Linked DNA regions of Mus musculus: region 2 is linked to region 1. The links are chromatin loops, found by intact Hi-C in ENCODE. Cell type or tissue: heart. All regions are shown on one strand.

Region 1 (8,000 bases):
GCCAGATCTCATTACAGATGGTTGTGAACCACTATGTGGTTGCTGGGATTTGAACTCAGGACCTTTGGAGGAGTAGTCAGTGCTCTTAACTACTTAGTCATTTCTCCAGCCCCCAATAATCCTTTTACACTTGGAACTCTTTTGGCCTAGTGTGCTGTGTTCAGACACGAGCCGCTATTCTAACATGTCAACTATAACCTAGAGTTAACTCATTTGGCTAGACTGGCTGACCAGCAAAGCAGAGGAGTTCTTTTGTGCCTGTCCTTGTCAGTGCAGGGATTGTGGACGCTTGGCCACGCCCAGGTCCTTCTCGAGGATGCTGGAGGTAGCTTCGAGGATGCAGCTCAGGCTCTTGTGCTCCTGCAGCAAGTGCTGCTGCTGAGGATGGCCATGGTATTTTCACAGACTGCACTTTCTTCTCGGTTTCTTGAGGGTTGCTCTTGAACTCACTGTGGAGCCTGATCCTTCTGCTTCCAACTCTTCAAGTACTGGGTTTGATTTGTTCTGTTTTTGTTTTTGTTTTGTTGTTGGTGGTGGGTTTTTTTGTTTTGTTTTGTTGGTTTTTTTCGAGACAGGGTTTCTCTGTATAGCCCTGGCTGTCCTGGAACTCACTTTGTAGACCAGGCTGACCTCGAACTCAGAAATCCACCTGTCTCTGCCTCCCGAGTGCTGGGGTTAAAGGCGTGTGCCACCACACCTGGCTTTGATTTGTTTTTTTTTTGTTTGTTTGTTTGTTTTTGTTTGTTTGTTTGTTTGTTTTTTTGAGACAGGGTTTTTCCGTATACCCTTGGATGGCTTTGAACTCATGGCAATCCCACCTCAGCCTCTTGAGTTTGAGAATCAGAGATGTGCACCATCATGCCTGGCTACATTGGTGCATTCAGACACACATTTACTGGGGGTTTAACCTAGGGCCTCACACATGCCTGGCAAGCACTGAGCTCCAATCCCAGTCCCTCCTTTTACATTGTAAAACTGCATGCAAACCAGACTGCCCACTGTGGTACTGTAATCCTAGCACTTTAGAGGTTGAGGAGAGGTGATTTCAGGTTCAGTGACAGCCTGAGGTACATAGCAAGACCCTGTGGCAAGAACAACAAAAAAGAAGGCCCTGGGGACTTGGATTCCCACAGAGAAGAAAAAAAAATCCCACTTGCAGCCGAACTTTATGTGTCTCTGTCCCCTGCTTCCTAGAGGAACCAAGGTCTGCAGGTCTAAAGAGGCTACACAGTCAGTGGCAAGTTTATGCCCCAGGACTACAGTGCATCTTGAGGTTTTGGGTATGGGCAAGGACATCTGTTGATCAGCTCCATCAGAGGACAACTGCCTCAGTTACACTTGTACAGATAGGAATATCCACCAGCGAACAAACACCTTTCTTCCCCATGCAAACAATAGTAGAAATGCAGCCTCACTGTGTGCTCCCCTCAACTCAGTGTTAGTCACCGAGCAAAATGCAATTCTGTATGAGAGCCAGGCTCCTCTCCGTGCTGGCCTTACCCTGTGCTCACTCTTGAAGGCACTCCAAGCTCCTACTTGGCTTAAGCTTCCCTGGCAGAGATCACCCGACACCTCCTAGTTGCAAAATCAAAGTGTTCTATTCAGTGTTTAGCAGACTCTACCTGCCTCTGGCCATTGTGACACCAGTTCCCTCTAACCATCTTTCATCACTTAGGAGTCACCCTCAATGCATCCTTTCCCTGATACTGTCTCCCCGAATCCAGTGACTCACCGAATCCCGTTGACTGTACACGTCTCCGGAGCTCATCCGCTTTTCTTCATTCCGGTTTTTAAAGTCATTCACGTGCATGTGTGTGTCTGTGCGTGTGTATGCCACCTATGCAGGTGCCCAGGGAGGCCAGAGGAGGGCAGGGCGTCAGGTTCCTGGAGCTGGGGTTACAGGTGGTTGTGAGCCAGCTGTTGTGGGGGCTGGGAGCCTAGTTTAGGTCCTCTGGAAGAGCAGCAAGTACTCTTAACCACTGAGCCTTGTCTTTTTTTCCATTCTGTTCTTGAAGTTTTAAAATTGTGTGTGTGTATGTATGTATGTATGTATGTATGTATGCATGTGTCTATCAGGTCCCTTGGGGCTGGAGTTACAGGCAATTGTGAAGCAGCTAATGTGGGTGCTGGGAACTGAATTCAGGTCTTTTGGAAGAGCACCATCTTCCCAGCCCCCATCTTTCCCAATATTGGGGCTACTGCTCTTTGTGTAAGGATGATTGACTATTGTTTGGTTATCATGCTCCTGGGGGAATCCAAGACCTCTTTCCTGGGGAACAAACGGCCACAGGCTTATTTGTAACTTTTTAGTTCTGAGAGTTGTTTCTTTGTTGTTGTTGTTTGTGGTGGCGGGTAGGTTTTTTTTTTTTTTTTTTTTTGTCTTTTTTTTTTCTTTCTTTTAAGAGGTTCTTATTGTAGTCCAAACTGGTCTGCAACTGGCTATAGTTAAGGCTGGTCTGTAACGCCTGATCATCCTGCCTCTATCTTCCAAGAGGTGGGGTTACAGGGGCAAACCCATCACACCCAGCTCGCAGATTTATTTTTGATGGACCTCCTCCAGTTCTTTAATGTAATCTATTGGCTACTAGGATAACTAAAATATATTCCTCCATGTCATTCTGAGGTTTGTGTAATTTATGTGATTGTATTTTAATCGTCTCTTAATACGAGTCTGTGAACCTCATTAGAGTGGGAACTACCTGAGGGCAAGAACCCAGTCTTACCCACTTGAACACTAGCTTGGGTGCGGCGGCGGCTCAGGGCTCAGGTAGGGAACGATGAGGCTGCTTTTTCACTTCATTCTCAGTGGCTCCAAACGCAGCTGTTTTACCGATTCCAGCACCCTTCCAGCAGCTACAGGGACCCACGTCTTGAAGCTGCAGCAAACCAGGGTTTCTTATTTTATTTCAGCCCGGTTCCACCGCTGATAGGCTTTCCCCTCTGCTCCTCTGCAACTGTGATCTAGGACAGACTTGATGAATGCCCGGGAGTACCCTTGGGAGTCTTCTCTATCATTTCACGTGTGCAATTTGAGCTACTTTAAATTCCTGTGAAGAAAGGTGCCCTTTTCGTGTTAGGGCCTTTTTCCTCCAGTCCGTACGAAGCAGGGCAGGTAGAAGAGCAGGGGAGAACATGAGAGCCACTTCTGGAGGGAAGGAGCAGAGCTCAAAGGACTGAAGAATAGCAGAGGACGACGCACAAGGCGACGCCGGAGAACAGATCTGCTAGCCAAGCTCGGGTTTCCCCATGGCTCCGCCTCCTCCACGAAGCCCGACCCTTTTCAGGGCGGGACCTTCCACTCCAGCCAATTCTGGGAGCCGAACCCTGGCGGTTTGTACTCTTTCTTTCCAATGAGAAAAAAGGGAAGCTGCTTGGCTCCAATGACCAATCCGAGGAGGCGGCTCCTGGTTCTCAGGCAGGTTTGTAAGAGTTCGGGCCAATTGGAAGCGCAGCCACGGCTCGGCCCGGGCGCAGCGCGCAGGCGGTGGCGAAGAGACGCCGAGCGGGCCGAGTGTGGCCGAGCAGAGCCGGAGCGGGGCCGCAGGAGCCGGGCCGGGTGTGGACCGGCCGAGATGTCCTATAAACTGAAGAAGGATAAGGTGAGCGTGGCCTTTCCCCTTGCGCCTCCGCCGCCGGGCCTGCGCGCAGCTCTGGGAGGGGCCCGAGGCAGGCCCGGGACAGCCTCAGACTGACCCTCTGGTCCGGCCCCCCGCAGCACTCCCGCGGCCAGCCCCAGGGCCGCGCGACTGCCAGCACCCCCAGTCCGTGCAGCAGCTGGGACAGCTCTCCGTCTTTGCCCGGACAGATTTCCCCCCACCTATCCCTCTTCCCTTCCTCTTTGCTCCTATCCCCGGCCCCCTCCAGATCTGCTCCACTCCCGGCTCACTCCCTTGCTTTTTCTCCCCGCCTTTATCTGTCCCCGATCCCCCACGGTTTGGGACAGTGCTCATTTAAGACCGCATTTCCCTCCAGTACTTCCCCCACCCCCGCCCTGAGCAGCCCCTTCCCTCTTCTCCTCACCAGCTTAAAAGACGGCCTCTCCACAGTTCTGTACAGTCCCTCCTTCCCCCCCCCCGCCCCCCCACGACAAGCCCCTGACCTAGAACCGCTCTGCTTTCTCTCTCCTCCGCCCAAATCTGGCCTAGGCCCCTCCCTCGAGTCTTCCTTTACACACAAACTTGTAAGCCAGGACCGAGCCCTTCTTCTGTTGATGGAACCCCAGAACGTCTGTGCTGGAAGGGAGCTTTGGAGCACATGCAGACTAGCATGCTAGTGGTACAGATGAGGAGACTGAGGCCGGGTCAGGGGAAGGGACTTGTCCAAGGTCACACATCCTGCTGGAGGCCCAGCTGCAATATCAGGTCTCCCAACTTGGAGGGCTCTTCTGTGCAAGTGCCTAACTGGCATCAGCTGGCTTCCATGTTCACCCTAGACGGGACTCGGTTTCTAATCTGTTAGAGGCTCCTCCCTGTATTCCTTAGGATAACCTTTGCATTTCCTTTTTTTGCACCAGGACAGGATTTCTCCCTTTCTTCTGGCCTGTTCTGTTTAGTTTTCTTCTCATTCTGCCGTCCAGTACACTCGGTTTCTTTATTATTTGCAGTGGCAGAGATCAGACCCAGGGTCTTGCACATGCTAAGCATGTGCAGTACCATTGGGCTACACTCCCAACCCCACAGGCCATTTCTTGATGTTACCGTCTTTTGCCATCTTTTGCCTCCAAACCACCCTGACCTGTCCCTGCCTTTCCCTTTGTTTGCTGCTCTTGCTTGATCTGTGGTTCTTCTGAGAAGCAGACTCAGCTGGGGAGGCTGGAACTGGTCTTCAGACTCCCCAGCTTTTGGGCTGGCCCCTTGTGTTGGGCTGGCTCTGGCCTGGTCTCGTGGTCCACTCTCCTGATGACCCCAGAGGTGGATTGCATTCATTTTTCCCCTGATGGATGCTGGGCTACCATCTCTAACCATATCAGTCAAACTCTTTATCCCGGGGCTGTTGTGTGTTTGCCAGGAGGCTCTGCTTCTGGGCTGTCACTGTCTCGGTCTGAGAGTTAGATAGAGCACAGGACAGGGGGTGGTGAGCCAGGCAAAGTTGTGTGCCCTACCTGGGTCTTATCCTTGGGGAGTGGGCTTGCCAATGGGCGCCATCCAGCAATAGAAACTGTGCACTCAAGATAGCTAAGCCCGGGACTGGGGCTGTGGAGTTCAGAGGAAGGGGTGATCTCCTTAAGCGCCTGTCGTTTCTAGTCTGTGGACCAGATCCTGTCCCATCTGTCTGGCGGCTGATTGGGAATTAGAGGGGACGTTCTTAGACTTCGTCAGGCTGTGAGTGCTTTGCTTGAGAAAGGGCACAGGAAGGACCGGGATGCGTGGAGGCAGCCAGGGAGGCCTTTATGAGAGCTAATCTCCTGCACTGGATTTTGGGCTGCGTTTGGCCTCCTTCAGGTTCTGAGGGGGAGAGAGATGACAGTGTGACTGAGGTGTACCAGGGTGGAGGCACAGAGACAGGTGGGTGGAGGCCCCTTTATTGCTCATCTGTCACCTGTCCCCTCTCTCCTCGCTATCCTTCCCTGCTTCCCTGGGGAAGTCTTTCCTGGGCCTTCACTTGGGCTCACTTACAGACTTTATGTGTTCAGCCTTGGGTGGGAATGAACTGTGGACACGTTTTATCCTCCTTGAGGTATTAATGAAACTGTGTGCAGGTTTGCATGTCCCTTACACATAGCACATAGTAGGTGCTTCGTAGGCTGGTGCTGAGTCAGTCTTTTTTTGTGAGATGAGCATCCTTCCCTTTTAAGATTGGATTTAGGTCTTTTTAAAAAAAAGGTTTCCTGCATTAGGTACCCCTCCCACTTTCCTGTTCATCGTAGCGGTATTAGGCATTTGGATTTTCTGTACCAGACACTGGGCTAAGGGAAGTGGGTCCTATCATGGTTTTTGTTTAATAGGTGAGGAAGAAGAGGCCGAGAGAGGCTCCTCACCTCCCCACTCGCACATAAGTAGTAAGCGCTGAGGTTAAAACACAGTGCTGGCCCGAGAGTCCAGTGCCTCCCGTCATGCGACAGCTGGGCCGGGCCACAGTGCCTGTGTTTCACCTGTTCTTTAGAAGACAGGGAGTGAGGCTCGTGGGCCCTGTTCCCCTACACCCACTCACACCCACACACCAAGGCAGCTGAACCTCTCAGGCACACTCCCTGAGAGATGAGTATCAGGTGGGTGGAGGGTACCGGAAGCTTAGGCGGCTCACGATCCAGCAGAGACCAGCCTGAGTGGCGGTGGGTCAGCTTTGTTGGAGGGCCTGTGTCTGTTGTGTGCTGTCACTGTTGTGTGCCTGTGTCACTTTACTGCTGGGCCCTGTCCTGGTTGCATTTCCCCCCCACCCCCCCTCTCCACCACTTGCTGAGAGCAACTGACAGGAGTCAGTATGGCCAGCCTGATCAGTAGGCAGTGGGAGAGTGCTCAGCCCAGAGGAGCCCCTTCCTCCTTAGGCAGAGCTTCGAGCTGCTCCCCATCCGGGAATGGTTTTCCCTCTCCACCCCCAGAAAGCCTTCCCCCCTGCTCCAGCCCACACAGAACTCTTCTCTCTGAGATCAGCTTGCCCCCATAGTCAAACCATTTGATTTAACACTTCTTCCTGAAGGGGCTTGGCTGCTTGAATTGCAGACTCTCGGAGCTGGAAGTGATTTCTAAGGTCCTCCAATCCAGCTCTCATCTCAGGCTTGAATCCCTTTGCATCATGCATTAGGGGAGGCCATCCAGCCGCTGCTCAGATGCTCAGGACTGGGAGCTCAGCCTCACGGGGCAGTCTGTTTCCACGCAACCGCACCGTGAGAAAAATCCATCCTCGCTGGCCTCAGTCTGTCCTGTGGACGCTAGCCCGTTTCTCTCATGCCTCTGAGTTGTGTCTCTGCCGCACACGCAGCCCTTCCTCTGCTGTTCATCTCGATCCCCCCCCACCCCCCTTCCCCTGCTCTTCCCTTCTATTGTTAACATCCTGGTTTCTGCAGCTGTTGCATCTCTGGCTGAGCTTTTACACTGCTAGAATGGGCTGCCTTTCCCTTTAAGAAACTAGAATTTCTTATTGCCCCTTCCTCGGCACGTGCTCACAACTAAACCAAACTCGAGCTTGGTACCCTCAAGCCATGCACTCCACACAGGTCTGTCACCTGCCTGGCTGGTCCCACGACCTGCAGCCTGTGCCACAGCATTGATTGTATTGTACTTGCAGTCAGAGCTACATCCTTAAGTCTCTTCCGAATTCTCCCCATCCTGTCTCTGTGTGGTTGCTTTTGTTTTGGCCCAGAGCATGGGAAGAGATGCTGGACAAGCCAGGGCTCTGAGCCAGTTGCCAGGTTCCCAAGGGAACCTTTCGATCGGTGCTCACAGTTTGTTAAAAATTCAGGACTTCACCTCCATCTCTGTCCCGAGCTTGTTGCCTGAGCATCTGAACGGTTTTTTGGGTGGGACGATTCTGGACCGTTAGCATCCTGTTACATGCAACAGCACCCTCTTGGCTGGGTGCTGTTTATGTCGCCTAAATAAATGCCCCCAAGTCTTGGATGACCCTGAGGGGACAGAGGTGGTTTCTGCTCTGCTCTAGCGGGGAAGCCTTGGGCACCTCTCACCAATCCCAAAGATCCAATGAGGAGACAGATGAAAGAATATTGTCATGCCTAATTGTGAACCTAAGCTCCCCAGAGGTCCTGAATCTCCTTGTGTGTCCCAGCATTGATCAGTAGAGTTTTTACTTATTTTTGTTGTTTTGAGACAGGGTTTCTCTGTATAGCCCTGGTTGTTCAGTAACTTGCTCTGTAGACCAAGGGCTGGGCGTGGTTGGCGCATGCCTTTCATCCCTGTACTTGGGAGGCAGAGGCAGGCGGATTTCTGAATTCGAGGCCAGCCTGGTCTACAAAGGGAGTTCCAGGACAGCCAGGGCTATACAGAGAAACCCTGTCTCGAAAAACAAACAAACAAAACAAAACAAAAAAAGAAAGGCATGTGCCA
Region 2 (8,000 bases), 380 kb after region 1:
CATTCTGTCTGGGGGCTTAGGGTGATGCTCGGTTACCGAGGTGACCTGAGTTTGAATCCCCAGCACCCACACCGAAGCTGGGTGTGGCTGGGCCCTGGCACTGGGGGGAAGCCAGAGATAGGAAGATCCCAGGAGCTCTCTGACCAGCCCGTCTAGACAACTGATAAGCTATGTCTAGCAAGCCCATGAAAATATCTCTCTTGTAATTTTGGAGGATCGAGTTTAATAATTTTCAAGAAAACAACCCCATTGCCTCTTAAATCCAGCTGGGCAGCTTTCTTCTTATTCCTTCAATGGGTAGAACCACTCCTAAACTTGCCATGGGATGTGTGAAATGCATAGACAACACTGGCGAGAGATTTTGTGATGGGTAGCCAAAGAAAATATCTTCCTTTTTAAAATGTCAATCCACTCACAGGTCTCTTGTGTACCTTCACCCATGGTCAAAGTCAATGTGAACACGGGACACGCTCCTCTATGGCTTACTGCTTCCCTTGAATAAAGCTACCTTTCTACTGCTGTAAGTCTGTGTGGTCCCTTATCTCAGTCCTGTGAACAAGAATCCAAGAACTGGGAAACATTCAGCCTAGATTCCTGTGGTTGTGTGTTCTCCAGACCCTGGAAGGGGAGAGGGATGGGGAGCAGGATCCTGGTCCAGCTGGGTTTGAGTGCTGAATGCTGGAGAGGCAGGAGAAGGGAGAAGACTCCTCAGGAGTCTTAGTGTTATGGCTCATTTAGGTTCCTTTTCTTTTTCTTTTTTTAAAGGATTTATTTATCTTATTTATACGAGTACACTGTTGCTGTCTTCAGGCACACCAGAAGAGGGCATCAGATCCCACTAAAGATGGTTGTGAGCCACCATGTGGTTGCTTGGAATGGAACTCAGGACCTCTGGGAGAGCAGTCAGGGCTCTTAACTGCTGAGCCACCTCTCCAGCTCCCTTTTCTTTTTAAAGATTTATTTATGTTATATATATATGAAGACTCTATCAGCATGTACTCCTGCATCCCAGAAGAGGGCATCAGAACTCATTATAGATGCCTGTGAGCTACCATGTGGTTGCTAGGAATTGAACCTAGGACCTCTGGAAGAGCAGACTACTGATCTTAACCGCTGAGCCATCTGTCCAGCCCCACTCTATTTTCTTAACGTATTTATTTTGTGTGTTTGTGTGCACATGTGTGAGTGTGTGTCTGTGCAGGGGCACATGTGACTCGGCATGTGTAGAGGTTAGAGAGCAACCTGTCAGAGCTGCTTTTCTCTTTCACCCAAGGCAGGCCTGGGGATTAAGCTTGGGTCCGCAGGCTTGAAAGTAGGTGACTTCATCCACTAAACCATCTGGCTAAATTTTCAACATTTCTGTAGCATTATCAGATGAAGAAGAGGAGGAAGAGGAAGAGGAAGAAGAGGGGGGAGGAGGAGGAGGAGGGAGAGGAGGAGGAGGAGGAAGAGGAAGAGGAAGAAGAGGGGGGAGGAGGAGGAGGAGGGAGAGGAGGAGGAGGAGGAAGAGGAAGAGGAAGAAGAGGGGGAGGAGGAGGAGGAGGGAGAGGAAGAGGAAGAAGAGGGGGAGGAGGAGGAGGAGGGAGAGGAGGAGGAGGAGGAGGAGGAAGAGGAAGAGGAAGAAGAGGGGGAGGAGGAGGAGGAGGGAGAGGAAGAGGAAGAAGAGGGGGAGGAGGAGGAGGAGGGAGAGGAGGAGGAGGAGGGAGAGGAAGAGGAAGAAGAGGGAGAGGAGGAGGAGGAGGGAGAGGAAGAGACTCCTGGCTTGGGTTAGAGAGATGGCTTACTGGCTGAGAACAGTTTGCTCTTGGGGAGGACCTGAGTTTAGTTCCCAGCACCCACATGGCAGCTTACCACTATCTGTAAGTAAAGTCCCGGAAGATCCAATTCCCTCTTCTGGCCTCTGCAGGTAATGCATCAATGTGTTGAACAGACACACACATAAAATATATGCAAGCAACACACACACACACACACACACACACACACACACACACACACACACGCATAAAATAAAAACAAATGAGTTTTTGTTTGTTTGGTTGGTTGATTTTTCGAGACAGGGTTTCTCTGTGTAGCTCTGATTGTCCTAGAACTCACTCTATAGACCTGGCTGGCCTCAAATTTAGAGAGCCACCTGTCTCTGTGTTCCATGTGCTAGGATCAAAGGTGTGAGCCACCACGGCCTGGCTAAAAACAAATTAAGTTTTTAAAAAGGAAAATAAATGTAGGCCGGGTGTGGTGGCACACGCCTTTAATTCCAGCACTTGGGAGGCAGAGGCAGGCAGATTTCTGAGTTTGAGGCCAGCCTGGTCTACAGAGTGAGTTCCAGGACAGCCAGGGTTACACAGAGAAACCCTGTCTCAAAAAACCAAATAAATAAATAAATGTAGAGCTTTTTATTGAGACCCAAGGGGAATCTTCACAATTACCTATGGAAGTACTTCTCTTCAGGGAGATCTTCATGTGAGTGGATATTGTGTATCCATGCCTCATCAATAAAGAAAAATGTTCTTCCCCTTGGAGGGGTTTAAGCCATGAATAAGAATTTGAATTCTCAGCCGGGTGTGGTGGCGCACGCCTTTAATCCCAGCACTTGGGAAGCAGAGGCTGGCGAATTTCTGAGTTCAAGGCTAGCCTGGTCTACAGAGTGAGTTCCAGGACAGCCAGGGCTACACAGAGAAACCCTGTCTTGAAAAACAAAAAACAACAAAAAAAAAGATTTTGAATTCATTTCTCTCCCTGTACCTTCTGTCTCTGTTGTCTAATATGTCATTTATCTGTGTACTGTGTGTATGATTAATAAGGGATATATATATATCAGAAAACATGGCATGTGAAAGGAATAAGGACTTTCTTCTAGAAATATTTTTAAATAAATTTAAACAGATTGAATACACAGTAGGGAAACAAGACAGGTACATAATTTTAAATGTCTCAAATCTTTAATTTGGTTTCAAGGTCTTCAGTTTCTGAAGGCAAATATTTTGGGGGGAAAAAAACCCAAACTATTCCCACAACACTGAACACTCTCATGAAGTCAGTACCAATATACACCTTGCAAACATAAAGCTAAAATGAAACTAATCTCATCGCGCTGCTAAAATTGGTGGGTCAGGGTCCGAACCAACATCTATCTGGATAACCAAAAGTTTCCGTTCTTCCCATCACTCTGAAATATTTAGGAATGACTAAGCAAAGCACGTGACCTGAACACTTTTTTTTTAAAGTTTATATGTATGTGTGTGCAGGTGCTTACAGAGACCAAGAAGGCCTTGGATCCCTGGAGCTGGAGCCTTCTTACACGGGTGCTGGAAATCAAATCCAGGTCCTGTGCAAGAGCAGGAAGCACTCTTCTTAATCTTTGAGCCACAGCTTTAGACATAAACATTTTAAGGCCTTGACATAAACATTTTAAATTATACAAATTTCACAATACTTGGGTTGGTATTATCATCTCAATCGAAAAAAAAAAAAGCCAAAAAAAAAAAAAACAAAAAACAAAAAACCAAGGCTCAAGTAAGTTGGATACTTTCAAGATCTTGTAGCCTTAGGATACAGGAATAGCCTTTTGTCCTCAAGCATTCCTCAGCGTGGCAGGCATGTTTGGATTTCCAGCTCTTTAAACGCTGTGCATTTGTCAACTAGTATGCAATAGGTAAGCGAGAGCGAGCGCTCCACGTGCCAGGGTCTTAATGAATTTGCACAAGGACAGGACTGGGTGGGTCACTGCGCAAGCCAAAAGACAGAAACGTGCGCAAACACCATCGCGCTCCCGGGACAGCTCCCCGAGGCAGAGCTGTACGCACGCGCAGAGGCTGGCACGCGTTAGAGCATCCTTACCCCCATGGGCGAAAATAACCAAAAACTGCGAACAGCACCCGTTAACAGGTCTTCCTGCCTCTAGAGGGCCCTAGCATCGTGGCGCAGCACCCTGACCTGGCAGCGCGTCCTTTCTCACCCACAAACACTTGAGATATTAAAACAGCTCAAAGGCGCTTAGGTTTCCAAGTGCGGGAGACAGGAGGGTGAACGTAAGTACCAGGATCTAGAAACTGGCCTGCCCCGGGGACAGCGACTTCCTCTCCAGCCCCGGAAGTACCTCAAGAATGGGCGGGCTCTAGCTCGAAGCGGAAGCAAGGGGCGGTCCCGCCTAGGGGGCGGGGATTCAGCGGGGGACTCAGTCCCCGAGCCTTGTCACTCTTGGCTTCCGCCCGGGTGAGGTGTCTATGGAGGGGCTCCTGGCCCAGCTGTGTGGCACGGACGCGGCGCGGCCGCTCCCGCTGTGGGAAGGGGACACGACGGGCCACTGCTTCACCCAGCTGGTGCTCAGCGCCCTTCCCCACGCGCTCCTCGCCGTCCTCAGTGCCTGCCACTTGGGCACCCCAAGGTGAGACTGCAACGAGGCACCAACTCACATCGCTCCCAGATGTCCCTGGGATTGCGAGGTCTCTGTAGGGCAGAAGCAGAATAAAAGCTGACTGTTCGCACTCAGTTGAGCAAGCCACCTACCTTCTCGGAGTCTCCGCAGTTTTGAGCGGGTTCAATGACACAAGGCGTTTAAACACCGAGTGCGGCGCCTGTCATATCCTTAAAGTTGCCAATGCATCTCTCTTGCAGAGTTTTAAATGTCCTAGTGGAGCTGCCATGAATTGGAGGCAAACTTAGATAAACGTTTTAGCAAAAAAAAAAAAAAAAAAAAAAAAAAAGGATGCTTGTATAGGGCCAGTGGCACGCCACTTCCATCCAGCAAGCCCTGCTATCCCTAGGCTAAAAGCCCATGTAGACTCTGCTGGAGAGAAGCTGTAGGAAGAAGAGTAACGAAATCAAAATCTTAGAACTAACTTGGCTTTGTGTTGTGAGGTGTTGGTGCTACACTCGCCTTGATTTTATATTTAGTTCTTGGATGGCCAAGTTAAGTCCTTCTGTCCCTTTTGCAGAATGAAGCAAAAGCCTAGAAGAGGTTAGTACAGACACCCACAGCAAGCCTGCTCAGGTCAGGCATGTGAAGCCTTTAATCCCAACTCTTGGGAGACAGAGGCAGGTGGATGGATGCCTGTGAGTCCAAGGCCAGCCTGGTCTACAAAGTGAGTTCCAGGCCAGGCAGGGCTAATAAGAGAGCGCCTGTCAAAAAAAAAAAAAAAAAAAAAAAGGGGTGGTCTAGTCTAAGCTTTTCTAGAGGCAGAGGGATCTCAGCTTGGGCCACATGAGAGGGAACAAAAGGAACTAAAGTGTCTAGTTTATAGATAAACATTTTTTAGGACTGCAAAGAGCTTAACAGACTCAGTTGAGTTGTTTTGTGTTGTTGAAATAGGGTGTCATTCTGTATGCCCGGCCTAGAACTCAAGGAGATCTGCCTGCTCCTGCCTTCTAAGTACTGGGATTAAAGAAATATGGCTCCAGCCTCACCCTCTGCTTTTTTGATCAGTTGGTTGATTGATTTTGCCCAACTGTATGACTGTGCACCACTTGGGTGCAATGCCTGAGGAGGCCAGAGGGGAGGGCATCAGATCCCCTGGAATTGGAGTTTCAGACAGCCATGAGCTGCCATGTGAGTGCTGGGAACTGAACCCTTGGTCCTCTGTAAGAGCAGCCAGTGCTCTTAACTGCCCGGCTGTCTCTCTAGCCCCAATTTCATTCTTTTTAAAAATACTGGAAGAGTTTTATGCATAAGAGTGTTCGACAGCAATTATTCATATGTGCTACATGCATGTCGGGTAAAAGATGGCATTGGGTGCCCTGGAACTAGTGTTACAGAGGACAGTGAGCTATCATATGGGTGCTCGGAACTGACCTCAGATCCTCTGCAAGAACATCTCTACCAACCCAGTTTTCTTTTATGTGAACTTGGAAATGCATTCTGATAGTCACTGCTATAACTTTTTTCTCTTTGATTTTTTTTTTTTTTGTAAGACAAAGCTTTGCTATGTAGCCTTGGAAATCTTTTGCATCTCCACCCTACCTGGTCCTGGGATGACAAGTCTGTACCGTCACGACTGACCCTGTGTTTGATTCTCTTTGAGGGGAGAAGGGTGTTGAGATGAGGTATTAAATAGCCCAAATTTGGCTTGAGTTTATGGCCCTCCTGACCCAGCTCCCAACTGCTGATGTTACAGGTGTACTCCACCACACCCAGCCTATATTTGAGATATTTGAGGGTTCCCCCCTCCCCGCCCAGGATCTTACTATATAGCACTGGCTGGCCTAGACCTTGCTAAGTAGACCAGGCTGACCTTGAACTCACAGAGTTCAAACTGACCACTTGCTTCTGCCTCACTAGTGCTGTGATTAAAGGCTGTTTCCATTGTTCAAGTGTATTGTGTGTGTGTGTCCACAAATGCCTGTGGAGTTCAGAAGAGGATAGAGGAGCCTCTGGAGCTGGAGTTGTAGGCAGTTGTGAGCTTTCTGACATGGCTGCTAGGAACTGAACTCAGCTGTCCTTGAGCAGCGAGTGCTCTTAACTACTGAGCCATCTCTCCAGCCCCTGTGTTTGTTTTTTTTTCCCAGACAGGATTTCTCTGTGTAGCCAGACTATTCCTGGAACTCACTCTGTAGACCAGGCTGGAATCAAACTCAAAGATCCACCTGCCTCTGCCTCCCAAGTGCTGGGATTAAAGACGCGCGCCAACACAGCCCGGCTTGGTTTCTTGTTTTTGATTCTTAATGTAAACCTTTTGTTGTGGCAGTTGTTGTTTATGAAAAACAGTTGTGATGTTAAGAGGAAATAGGCAGAACTGAAAGAAGTTCCTCTTGAGCTGAGAGGTCACACAGTGATGTACACCACTTCTTACAATTAGGGAAAAGACAGGAGTAGAATATTCTGAGACTTTTTTAAATGTAGGTTCTCCTGTTACAGGACAAGAGCTGCAGGTAAGTAAATGTTTCCCTAGGAGGTTTCAGGTGACTTTCAGGCACTCTCTTGTGGACCCTTTTTATAAAAAGTGTGTATCTTTGTGTAAAATTCGTGGGTTTTTCTCATTGGAATCTTCACAGTACATACAACCTTAACTCAGGCTTGTTTGTACCTGTGGCAAAAGAATGAATCAGAAAACCTGTGGGCAAATTAGAAAATGGATTGGGCAATCTAGGAAGGCTTCCTGTAAGGAGAGGCTTTGTAAGGAGGGCAGGAGTGCCATGTGCAGACCAGAAAGGGAATTTACCTCCTCCCGCTGGTTGAAGGTGATGGGTGTGTCTGAGCCATGAGTCACCATGATCTGCGGTCTTCTTTTCTTCTCTTTCTTTCCCAGGACTACCAATCACTCCCCAGCTCTCAATCCTGGCTGGCGCCTCCGACTCGCAGCATCCTTCCTCCTTTCCATCTTCCCACTGCTAGACCTCCTTCCAGTTGTTTTGCCTCCAGGGTCACGCCCAGGGCCCTTATGGCTAGAGGTGCTAGCAGGGTGTGTGACAGCTGTGGCCTGGTTCACCCACAGCCTGGCCCTGTGGGCACTGGTTCATTCCCCTCATGGCCGTTCCCGTGGACCCTTGGCCTTGGCTCTGGCAGCCTTTCTACCAACCCCGGCCCTGGTACTAACTCTGCTGTGGCATTGCCAGCGAGGTACATTTCTGCCCCCACTTCTCCCAGGACCTCTGGGCCGTGTGTGTCTTCTCATTCTGCAACTGGCAGCAGTCTTGGCCTATGGGTTGGGCTGGGCAGCCCCTGGGGGACCACAAGAGCCCTGGACTCATGATCCCTTCCTGTCCTCTGAGAGTCAAGAAACAGAGGTAGCTGAAGATGGAGAGAGTTGGCTGTCACGCTTTTCCTATGCCTGGTTGGCACCCTTGCTTGCTCGTGGAGTCCGAGGAGAGCTCCAGCAGCCCCGGGACACTTGCCGCCTCCCCCGCAGGCTGCATCCTGCCTTCCTGGCCCGAGTTTTCCAAGCACATTGGAAGGAGGGGGCCCAACTGTGGAGGGCCCTGTACAGGGCCTTTGGATGTTGCTACCTGGCCCTTGGACTGTTGAAGATGGTGGGGACCATGCTGGGATTCTCCGGGCCTCTGCT

What was found. Peaks named below come from ENCODE experiments on the same cell type or tissue, not always from the same donor. Only the 100,000 strongest peaks of a DNase experiment are listed, where the experiment ranks them.
Region 2: it touches region 1 in a loop (1.9-fold over the local background); 1 of 42 quality-filtered maps calls a loop at or near these places.

The regions. Positions count from the first base shown.
Region 1 is chr17:46,700,432-46,708,431 of GRCm38, reverse strand. Ppp2r5d (protein phosphatase 2, regulatory subunit B', delta) reads left to right here and starts at 3,430. Exons shown (of 15, transcript NM_009358.3): 1 at 3,430-3,599. The coding sequence starts at 3,573. Gm52314 (a long non-coding RNA gene) reads right to left here and starts at 2,807. Exons shown (of 2, transcript XR_003952400.1): 1 at 2,724-2,807; 2 at 1-1,890. In heart, a CTCF peak has its summit at 3,327; DNase peaks (open chromatin) are centred at 3,361 and 4,241; H3K4me3 peaks cover 4,084 bases; H3K27ac peaks cover 3,098 bases.
Region 2 is chr17:46,324,159-46,332,158 of GRCm38, reverse strand. It overlaps Abcc10 (ATP-binding cassette, sub-family C (CFTR/MRP), member 10), which reads left to right and starts at 4,136. Exons shown (of 21, transcript NM_170680.2): 1 at 4,136-4,387; 2 at 7,245-8,000. The coding sequence starts at 4,227. In heart, a CTCF peak has its summit at 3,907 (motif pointing right); a DNase peak (open chromatin) is centred at 4,128; H3K4me3 peaks cover 1,871 bases; H3K27ac peaks cover 1,430 bases.